3 separate regions of the Homo sapiens genome follow, and regions 1 and 2 are each linked to region 3. The links are chromatin contacts, found by Hi-C or POLR2A ChIA-PET in ENCODE. All regions are on one chromosome and are shown on one strand. The core of a region is the stretch at or near the end of the contact, and the rest is flanking DNA. Distances in the headings are between cores, read along the strand shown. Region 1 holds the start of ATF1 (activating transcription factor 1). Region 2 holds the start of CSRNP2 (cysteine and serine rich nuclear protein 2). Region 3 holds the start of CCNT1 (cyclin T1).

What was found. Hi-C counts contacts between places; a loop is a spot of excess contacts on that map. ChIA-PET counts read pairs that join two places held with the same protein, here RNA polymerase II (POLR2A). Pooled maps may share reads with other maps.
Region 1: a loop to region 3 is called in a map of naive thymus-derived CD4-positive, alpha-beta T cell, with 14 times the contacts of the local background. The contact joins the promoter of ATF1 here to the promoter of CCNT1 in region 3. A Hi-C loop is called at or near these places in 2 of 168 maps with a recorded cell type or tissue (CD4-positive, alpha-beta memory T cell and naive thymus-derived CD4-positive, alpha-beta T cell) and 8 of 50 pooled maps.
Region 2: a map of CD8-positive, alpha-beta T cell shows a loop between it and region 3 (9-fold over the local background). The contact joins the promoter of CSRNP2 here to the promoter of CCNT1 in region 3. A Hi-C loop is called at or near these places in 1 of 168 maps with a recorded cell type or tissue (CD8-positive, alpha-beta T cell) and 5 of 50 pooled maps. POLR2A ChIA-PET finds 5 or more read pairs at or near these places in 1 of 52 experiments (endothelial cell of umbilical vein).

What each region holds. Positions count from the first base shown.
Region 1 is chr12:50,762,492-50,765,518 of GRCh38, forward strand. It overlaps ATF1 (activating transcription factor 1), which reads left to right and starts at 1,610. Exons shown (of 7, transcript NM_005171.5): 1 at 1,610-1,816. RefSeq lists enhancers at 1-73, 2,374-2,473 and silencers at 1,564-1,643, 1,864-1,953.
Region 2 is chr12:51,081,891-51,085,099 of GRCh38, forward strand. It overlaps CSRNP2 (cysteine and serine rich nuclear protein 2), which reads right to left and starts at 1,706. Exons shown (of 5, transcript NM_030809.3): 1 at 1,449-1,706. RefSeq lists a silencer at 1,268-1,757 and an enhancer at 2,131-2,757.
Region 3 is chr12:48,714,693-48,717,973 of GRCh38, forward strand. CCNT1 (cyclin T1) reads right to left here and starts at 2,015. Exons shown (of 9, transcript NM_001240.4): 1 at 1,823-2,015. The coding sequence starts at 1,983. RefSeq lists enhancers at 1,780-2,059, 2,130-3,130, 2,530-2,769.

The sequences.
Region 1 (3,027 bases), core at 360-2,859, 2.0 Mb after region 3:
TTTCAGTAATGCTGAAACACTGACTTAATAACAGTTGTCCCCTGGTCTAGCATTTAATAGGTAATCCACAATTTTTGCTGAATGTCAATAGCTAAACGTTAGTGACCTCTTAAGACTGTCTGGCAGAGTAAATCTTCGGCTTTATATCACATTCTCCGACCCAAAGGGCCAAAAATAGGCAAAGCTCTCTCCACTAAATCGGTTTCCTAAATTGGGGATCTCAAACTAGTAAAATTTCAGAAAACTTTCGGAACTTTTGTCAAGAGCATACTAAAAAAGTTTATCTTTTGTCGTTTACTATCATTAAAGCCATAAAACAGCATTTTACAAGGAAATTTTAAAAATTAAGAATAAGGCATAACTCCCTTCCAGAGAGGTAGACCCAAAAATATTCTGAAGTTTTTGTAATGCATTAAAATGACGGCATAACATTTTATTAACACTCTGTTACGTTTCTTTTTTCTTTTTTTTTGAGACAGTTTTGCTCTTGTTGCCCAGGCTGGAGTGCAACGGTGCGATCTCGGCTCACCGCAACCTCCGCCTCCCGGGTTCAAGCGATTCTCCTGCCTCAGCCTCCCAAGTAGCTTGGATTACAGGCATTCGCCACCACACCCGGCTACTTTTGTATTTTTTAGTAGAGACGGGGTTTCTCCATGTTGGTCAGGCTGGTTTCGAACTCCCGATCTCAGGTGATCCGCCCTCCTGGGCCTCCCAAAGTGCTGGGATTACAGGCATGAGCCACCGCGCCCGGCCACATCGTTATGTCTCATTGTAAATCCGTTTCTGTAGAAAATCCTTCCACATGGGTTAAAGGACACAACTCATTGTTACTTTATGGGATTAAGAAAAATCTGAGTAAGGCCGGGCACGGTGGCTCACGCCTGTAATCCCAGAACTTTGAGAGGCCGAGGCGGAGGATCACTTGAGCCCAGGAGTTCAAGACCAGCCTGAGCAACATAGAGTCCTCATCTCTTCAAGCCGAGCGTGGTAGCGCGCGCCTGTGGTCCCAGCTGCCCCATAGGCTGAGGTTGGAGAATCGCTTGAATCCCGGGGTTGGAGGCTGCAGTGAGTCGAGATCGAACCACTGCACTACAGCCTGGGCCACAGACCCCCGTCTCAATCTCGGAAAAAAAAAAGAGACTCCATCTAAAAAAAAAAAAAAAAAAAAAAAGCTGAGGAAGTCAAAGCCTTCACTCTTCATTTCTCCTTCCAAGAGGACAGGGCCGGCGTCGGTCAAGGTCAATTGGCAGGTGAGTTGACAGCGCCGCCACTAATCGATGAAAACGCCCCCCGCGAGCACCCAGCTGCTCATGGCCTCCGGAAGCGGACGTAGGGCGGGTGGGGTACAGCTCCTAAGGAGAAACGGAACCGCAGGCACCGTCCCTCTCCCGCTGCAGCCTGAGGAACGCGTTCCGAGGAACCCCTAGCCACAAGTCAGGACCGCGTACAAGATGGCGGCGCGTCACGTGGGCAGCGCGGTGACGCAGGACGGCGGCCCGCGCGGAGGCAGCGCCATAGCCTACCCCAAACGCACACTAGTGCTCAGTTTTGCCCCCCTCCCCTCCCCCGCCCCCGCCCCCGCCCCCAGGCTTGTGTAGATCATGCCGCCAGTAGCGGCCCTGACTGCCGAGGAAACGGTAGCTTAGGACAGTTGGCTGTTAAGTGACACTGATTCTCCCCGCCCCGCCTGACCCCCGAGAAGGAGGCTTGTCCCCCGCTGCGTGAGGGGGTGGGGAAGTGGGTAGTGAATTCGGATCTACCTGGGAGGGGGGAGTGGAAGTTCCCGCCCCGGAGAGCGGCGAGGCGGCAGCCACAGGTAAGTGGGGGGCGGGGAGGGACGTGCCCCGTGGCCCGGGCGGGGAAGGACGCGGGAACGTGGCGCCGGCGGGGACGCAGCGCGGGTCGCGCGCCTGGTGGGGGTCGCGCGCGGTGGTGGCGGTGGGGGAGGGGCGCAGCGGCAGGGGGAGGGGCCGCCCGCGCTTCCGGCCTCCGCGCCTCGGTGCAGAGCTGCGCTGCGCCCTTCCAGTCGTGCGTCTCCTCCTTTCCCTCGCCCCCAAATAAAAGTAAAGCCCGAAACCGCCCGCCGCGGGGTGGCTTTCGCCTCAGAAGCCGCCCTTTGCAGTCGCAGGCGCTAGCTCTCCGTGGGAGGTCTCGAGGTTGGGCCCGGAGCCGGGCGGAGGGCGGCGCGGATATGGCCTCGGCGCGGTGTCCGCCGAGCGGAGCCCGGGTCTGGTTAACCCCGCGACAGGGTCCTCGAAGCGCGTCGGCGCTGGCGACCCTGAGGGAAGAGGCGCGCCCCTTACCCTCCTGGAGCTTGCAGTCTAGCGGGCAACCGACGCACGGGCATTGCGCACGCCCCAGACAGTCCTGGAGAGATGCGCCTGGCAGCGGAGACAGAGTGGGGACAGTAGGCGGCTTTACCCCTGGCTAGGAATGACACAAGGGCGTCTGTACCCTTTGGGATGGGCGACCCAGCCGAGGGTGACTTTCTCTTTGATCTTGTATGTCAAAAAACGAAGCCTGGCATTTCTCACTTTGATCGACGCCGTGCAGCTGGCGGCTGAATCGCTTTGAAATGATTGCAATGTGAAATAATGTCTGGTTGTGGCGCTAGTGTTTTGAAGAGATTGGGCAACTGGTAGTCTTTGAGAACCTTTAGGGTTCAGAAGCTCGGCGTGGATCTGGCAGGCATCTTTGTCAAACTGGCCTCACCTGTGATGAGTTCGTAGGCATTTATGTCTCAGAATGCATTTTAACCTGAGGTTTTTGTTAACAGAAATGCGTTCTTCTAAAATGCTCTTTTTTCTTGGAGTTTATCATATGCAGTTATCTCCGTGTCTTAATTAGAATCAATACTGTTGCCCTAAAGTCGAATGTATTAGCTCTTTAATACTTGCCGTTATCTTTTAGGGTTAGGTTTGGTCTGTGAGCTATCTGTCCATTCCTACCCGATCACCAGCAGGTGGCAGTCCCTTCTGACTTTAAATATAGGGTGTGCTATCTTTGCCAGTTTTTGTTTTGTTTTGT
Region 2 (3,209 bases), core at 456-2,955, 2.4 Mb after region 3:
CAGGCAAAATTTTCTGGAAGAATCTATTTGCAAAGTTTAGGTAATATAAGTCTCTTTCTTAAATGAGTCCAAAGTAATAAGCTACATCTCACAGGAGAAAGCCTCTTCACTTGACTGGAACCCAACCTTCTGCTAAAGGTCAAGGAATCAAAACCTCCAGTAAGATGGTCAGGGCTACCATCTGTAGCTGGGTTGGAAGGAAGGCTTGCTGCTGTGTTACCATAAACCTGAATAAAATGACCTGCCCTGTTTCTCCTTTTACAAGATACTGTGGTTGTTTCTCATATACCATGAATTTCATGGATCCATGTGTCTTTGTGATCACCAGGATCATGAACTTACAAAGCACCCAAGTGAAAACCCCCCGCTTAAGTTAGGTGTTTAAAGAAAGCCGTGCACTCACCACCCCCACTCCCCGATTTTTACCCATTCACTAACACAAGGTTAGAATTTTCCATGCCTAAACTACCATCGTGTGGAAGACAGATCTTTGTGGGAACTGGAACATGATGCTGCATTAACTCTCAAGGATATCCAGTCATTTATAACACCGGCACAACCAACATCCTGGCTTTGTGGATTTGCAAGACAGAAAGCCAGTGAAGAAAAAAATCTGAACTATGAATTTACCTTGAACTGAAAACTGCAGGACAAGGGGACAGTGTTGTCTTGTGGGGATAACTTCTAGCATTTCATTCTGAAGAACAGTTTGTGTGTCACACTGCCACTCTCAACCCCTTTAAAAGGATGAATCAAGACCACAGCACTAAAAGGGACGGGTGGCAGTTGGCTGCGTAATTGGGCCTATGAAAAAAGATCAAGCTAGCAACCAGGGCAATTGATGCTTTCATTTTCCCACACGACGCCAGAAATATGGGAGACATCAGGAACCGGAGCGAAGGGACATGTCAAGTCACCAGTTCCTTTTAATGAACACTCCTGCCGAACCCTTCAGCTCTCGGCCCACTTCCCTCTGATTCCTGCTAACCTTCCCGCTCATTCCAATCCTCTGCAGCCCCTACCCAGCCTTCCGCATCCCTTCCTGCCTGCTACTCACAAATTCCCAACCACTCCTCCCACATTTTCCTCTGTTCCCCCTCCCCTTCCTTCACTTTCCTCCATCCTACATCATTCTCCACTCCATTCCGAACTCAATCCTCATCTGCAATCCTGCAGGCTTCCAAGCCGCCCATCGGTCTCCCGCGAGCTGCCCCCGCAGTCCGGGCCAGCGTCCTCGGTGCCCCTCGCTCCCACGCCTCTTCCCGACTCGGTTCCTTCCCAACGGCACCCGACCTCCCCGCCCCCCGACCGCTCCCGTCCGAGCCTCTCATTTCTGACCCCTCCATCCGCACGGCTCTGGGCTTGACCACTCCTCCACGGCCGCCCGAGGGCCGATCCCGAGAAAGGACGAGGCGGCACCCTCCGCCCCGCACCCCTAGGCCCATTACCGGCCCCGCCGCAGCTGCCTCCTCCCGTGATGGTCTCTGCCGCCCCCGCTGCCGCCGCCGCCCTAGCCCGGTGGGAAGGAGGGAGGAGCGAGCGAGTCCCGGGCCCCGCGGCGACGGCCGGGGAGCTCCCAGGGCGGCAGGGCGGGGAGGGAGGGCGGTGGGCAGCCCAGCCGGCAGGCAGAGAGGGCCGGGCGTCTCCGGCAACTCGGGCGCCCCCGGCAGCAGACGCCCAGAACCGCCCCGGCTCCGGCTAACAATAGGATCCGGCCGCAGCGCACTGGCTCTTATAGGCGCCGGCACGTCCTGACCGAGACCCGGGGCTGGCTGGGAAATGGAGTCTACGGGCCGGCCCACACCCAGCAGCATGCCGGGAGTTGTAGGCGGTAACTGCTGCAAAGCCGAAGCCGGCGCGCAAACCGGCTCCCGAGGCGGCAGCTCTGCTGCAACCTTTTAATGGGGGAAGAGAGGAGACTCAGCTACAGATCTTAAATAAACGAATTCTCCTCCAAAGCTCCCTTTTTCTTTCGTGTCCTGACCACACGCCATTAGGAACATGATCCCCCCTTCTCCTCGCTCATGGGGTCTTAGTCTTCAGCAATATGACTTATTGCAGCCTGCGCAGGTTATAAAGAATACAAGCAATATCTTGAGTTATCTACTTATATGAGGGAGTGCTTTGAGTGTTTTCTTTAAAAAAAAAAAAATTGCTGCCGGGCGCGGTGGCTCACGCCTGTAATCCCAGCACTTTGGGAGGCCGAGGTGGGCGGATCACGAGGTCAGGAGATCGAGACCAACCTGGCTAACAAGGTGAAACCCCGTCTCTACTAAAAAATACAAAAATTAGCCGGGCGTGGTGGCGGGCGCCTGTAGTCCCAGCTACTCGGGAGGCTGAGGCAGGAGAATGGCGTGAACCCGGGAGGCGGAGCTTGCAGTGAGCCGAGATCGCGCCACTGCACTGCAGACTGGGCGAAAGAGCGAGACTCCGTCTCAAAAAAAAAAAAAAAAAAATCTTCTCAACTTTGCAAACTAATTTATTTATTTAAATAGAAAAGGGGTTTTCGCCATGTTGCCCCGGCTGGTCTTGCACTCCTGGGCCCAGGCGATCCGCCCGCCTCGGCCTCCCAAAGTGCTGGGATTATACGCATGAGCCACCGCGCCCTTCCGCAACCTATTTTTAAGAAAGGGCGCCAGGCGCGGTGGCTCATGCCTGTAATCCCAGCACTTTGGGAGGCCGAGGCGGGCGGGTCATGAGGTCAGGAGTTCGAGACCAGCCTGACCAACATGGTGAAACCCTGTCTCTACTAAAAATACAAAAATTAGCCGAGGGTGGTAGCACGTGCCTTTAATCCCAGCTCCTCGGGAGGCCGACCCAGGAGAATGGCTTGAACCCGGGAGGCGGAGGTTGCAGTGAGCCAAGACTGCACCATTGCCCTCCAGCACGGTCAACAAGAGCGAAACTCCGTCTCAAAAAAAAAAAGAAAAAGAAAAAGAAAAAAAAGGGGAAAACCAAGATTAAGAAGTCAAAAGTTGTATGTGATTTGCCAAGGACACATAGCCTTGGTTTCTTCTTTGTTGTCTTTCCCTTGAACTATAAGGCTCGGCAAGCTCGAGCTGCATTCTCTTGTCCCCCGACCCCCACCCCGCCCCCTCATTTTGTTCTGTCATCTTGTTTGCTTCTACTTTCCCCCTTCCATACTCTGCTTGAATACACTGGCCTCATTGCAGCTCCTTCAACTGGGCAATCATTCTCTTACCTCAGGG
Region 3 (3,281 bases), core at 765-3,264:
ATTAATCGCCAACTGACACTTAGCACAATGCCTTACACATAACAAATATTTAATATAAATGTACTGAATGAATAAACAAACATCTCAGGATGTATGAATCTAGACAGATTTTTTTAAAAACTATATAAGGCGGCCAGGCGCGGTGGCTCACACTCTGTCGCCCACACTGGAGTGCGGTGGCACCATCTTGGCCCACTGAAACCTCTACCTCCCAAATTCAAGCGATTCTCCTGCCTCAGCTTCCCCAGTAGCTGAGATTACAGGCGCCCACCAACAGACCTGGCTACTTTTTGTATTTTTAGTAGAGACATGGTTTCACCATGTTGGCCAGGCTGGTCTTGAACTCCTGGCCTCAACTGATCGACCTGCCTTGGCCTCCGAAAGTGCTGGTATTACAGGCGCGAGCCACCGCGCCTGGCTGACAACCTTAATGACAACACACATACAAAAAGGAAAGCATTTTAAGGATGCACTGAAATAGAATTTCGAACAAAAAGATTTAACTCCATACTGACAGGATGCTTAGGAAACAAACCTGGACATCAGCAGGAAACAAACTGGCGATAAAACAGACACCCATTTTGAGATGAACACACCCTTAAGATACACACATTACTGTCAGCCACACATTTAAATAGAAGCTGCACCCAAGAAAATTTTCACACGCAGAGTGGAAAGAAATTTAAAACTATACTAGTTTTCTCCACCATAAAATAAGTGTATTTCCTAACAAACAAAAATATGTGGGAGAGGTTACCTCATTTTTTTTTTAATTTTTTTTTTCTGAGACGGAGTTTCACTATTGTTGCCCAAGCTGGAGTGCAGTGGCGCCATCTCGGCTAACTGCAACCTCCGCCTCCCGGGTTCAAGCGATTTTCCTGCGTCGGCCTCCTGACTAGCTGGGATTACAGCTGCCCGCCACTACGCCGGGGTAATTTTTTGTATTTTTAGTAGAGACAGGGGTTTAATCATGTTGGCCAGGCTGGTCTCGAACTCCTGACCTCAGGTGATCCACCCGCCTCGGCCTCCCAAAGTGCAGAGATTACAGGCGTGAGCCACCGCATCCAGCCGTTACCTCATTTTTGAAAATGAAATACATATCATCACTCTAAGTAAGTTAAGGACCCGGTATTTTGTAAACTATTTAAAACATTAGATTCGTGGGTATCCCCTACAAACGTAAACTAACATCTTTCCTCTGAAATTCTATAAAACAGTAGCTACTAACTGAGCATCTGAATGCAAAGCACTGTGCTGGACACAGAATCAAACACAAGAGGTATTATCCCATTTTATAGACAAGACGGCCAAAAATTTGAGAGGTCACTTAAACAGCTAGTAGATGAGGAATGGATTTTGGACCAAGGCTGAGGCATTAATTCTAGTCCACCCTTTATAACACTTTCAGGTACTGAATTTCTCGAAATTTACACACTAGGTTTGGGAGGCAGCCGTCAACAGAGAAACCTCTGCCAGACCTAGACCCCTAGGGCACAGCGGAAAATGAGAATCTTAACGTCACCAGAGCAGATCAGAACACAATGAAGACAGAGTTGGAAGGGCTGGTTAAAACACAAAGCCGGGAAGGATACGAATTCCCAGCAAGGCTGGCGGCACGGGTGAGCGAGCGGGAAATCAACTCTGCCTCGCTTCCCTAGCGCTAACTGAGTTTCAGCCCGCCCCATCGTGGGCTCTCCCAACTAGACATCCAGCTTCTGCCCACCTTCTTCCCCACTTTCGTCCCCCCCACAGAGCCTGAGACCCGGACGCCAGAGCATGGCGGGACCAACTCCAAGGCCGAAGGCCTAGGCCACAAGGATACACGTTAAGACGCTGCCCCATGTCCTGAAGCAGATTGGCCGCCTGCTGGCGATAAGAAAGTTCTTTATCTGGGTCCACGCCAAAACGACGGGATGGGCTATTTTCCAGCTGTTCTCGAGTGAAATACCACCGTTTGTTGTTGTTCTTCCTCTCTCCCTCCATAGTGCTTCAACCAGAAGGCAGCGGCGAAGGCTGCAGGCACTTCCCAGCGTCACCTAAGAGGCGACCCACATCCGCTGTGCGGGGGCAACTGCGACTTGACGAACTTCCGCTAAGCGTCGACCGCCGGGTTGTTACTTGCCTCCGTAGAGGAAGCAAAAGTCAAAGGACCTACTTCCGGAATGCACCTCGCTACACCCCGTAGCCGAGTTAACAGCCAATATGCGACCAGAAAAAACCTTGAGGCGAGGACGCAGGCGCGTCACGTGACCGTTGGGCGGTGGAGTGGGGTTAGAAGTTCTTTCTTAAAAACCGTGTATCTTCCCGCGAGAACCGGATTGAGCGTTGGCGCCCCGGGTCAGGCTGCGAGGCCGCAATTATAGTGGGATGGGGCGGCCGCCCACGCGCCGCTTGGCGGTTCTTACGAGAACTTTGTTTGTGACGGCAGTGGTGATGTAAAATGGGGCAGATGGGCCGGGCGCGGTGGTTCACGCCTGTAATCCCAGCACTTTGGGAGCCCGAAGCGGGCGGATCACGAGGTCAGGAGTTCGAGACCAGCCTGGCCAATATGGTGAAACCCCCGTCTCTACTAAAAATACAAAATTAGCCGGCGTGGTGTCGCGCGCCTGTAGTCCCAGCTACTCGGGAAGCTGAGGCAGGAGAATCGCTTGAACCCGGGAGGCGGAGATCGCAGTGAGCCGAGATCACGCCACTGCACCCCAGCCTCCAGCCTGGGTGAGAAAGCGAGACTCCGTCTCAAAAAAATAAAATAAGTAAAAATGTGGCAGATGAACTTGAAAGAGAAAGTAGGTGAGGCTGTCAGAAACTGAAAAACAGAATCAAATGGTGGGGCTCTTTCGTATATCGGAGCATAAAGCAACTAGAAGGCTGTTACATTGTTGGTAGCAATGTAAAATGCGACAACCCATTTGGAGAGGTCGCTTTAATGTGTAGCCAAAGGCATGAAAACATTCTCACGTTGTTCGCCAGTGATCCAACTTAAAGGAATAAAATGAAATTAATAACATTAATTAAGAGCTTACATGTCCCAGGCACAATACTGACTTAAATATACTGTTTCATTTATTCAGCACAACTCTAAGAGGTAATTTTTAAGTACGTTTGCGAATGGGTGAACTAAAACTGCCCCTTGAGTGTGGAAAGCCTCCACCACTACCCCTCACTTGCACAGATTAGCAAGTTCTTGCCCTCTGTCAAAATATTTCCCAGCTCCTTTGCCGGGCGCGGTGGCTCAAGCCTATAATCCCAGCACTTTGGGAGGCCAAGGCGGGTGGATCACC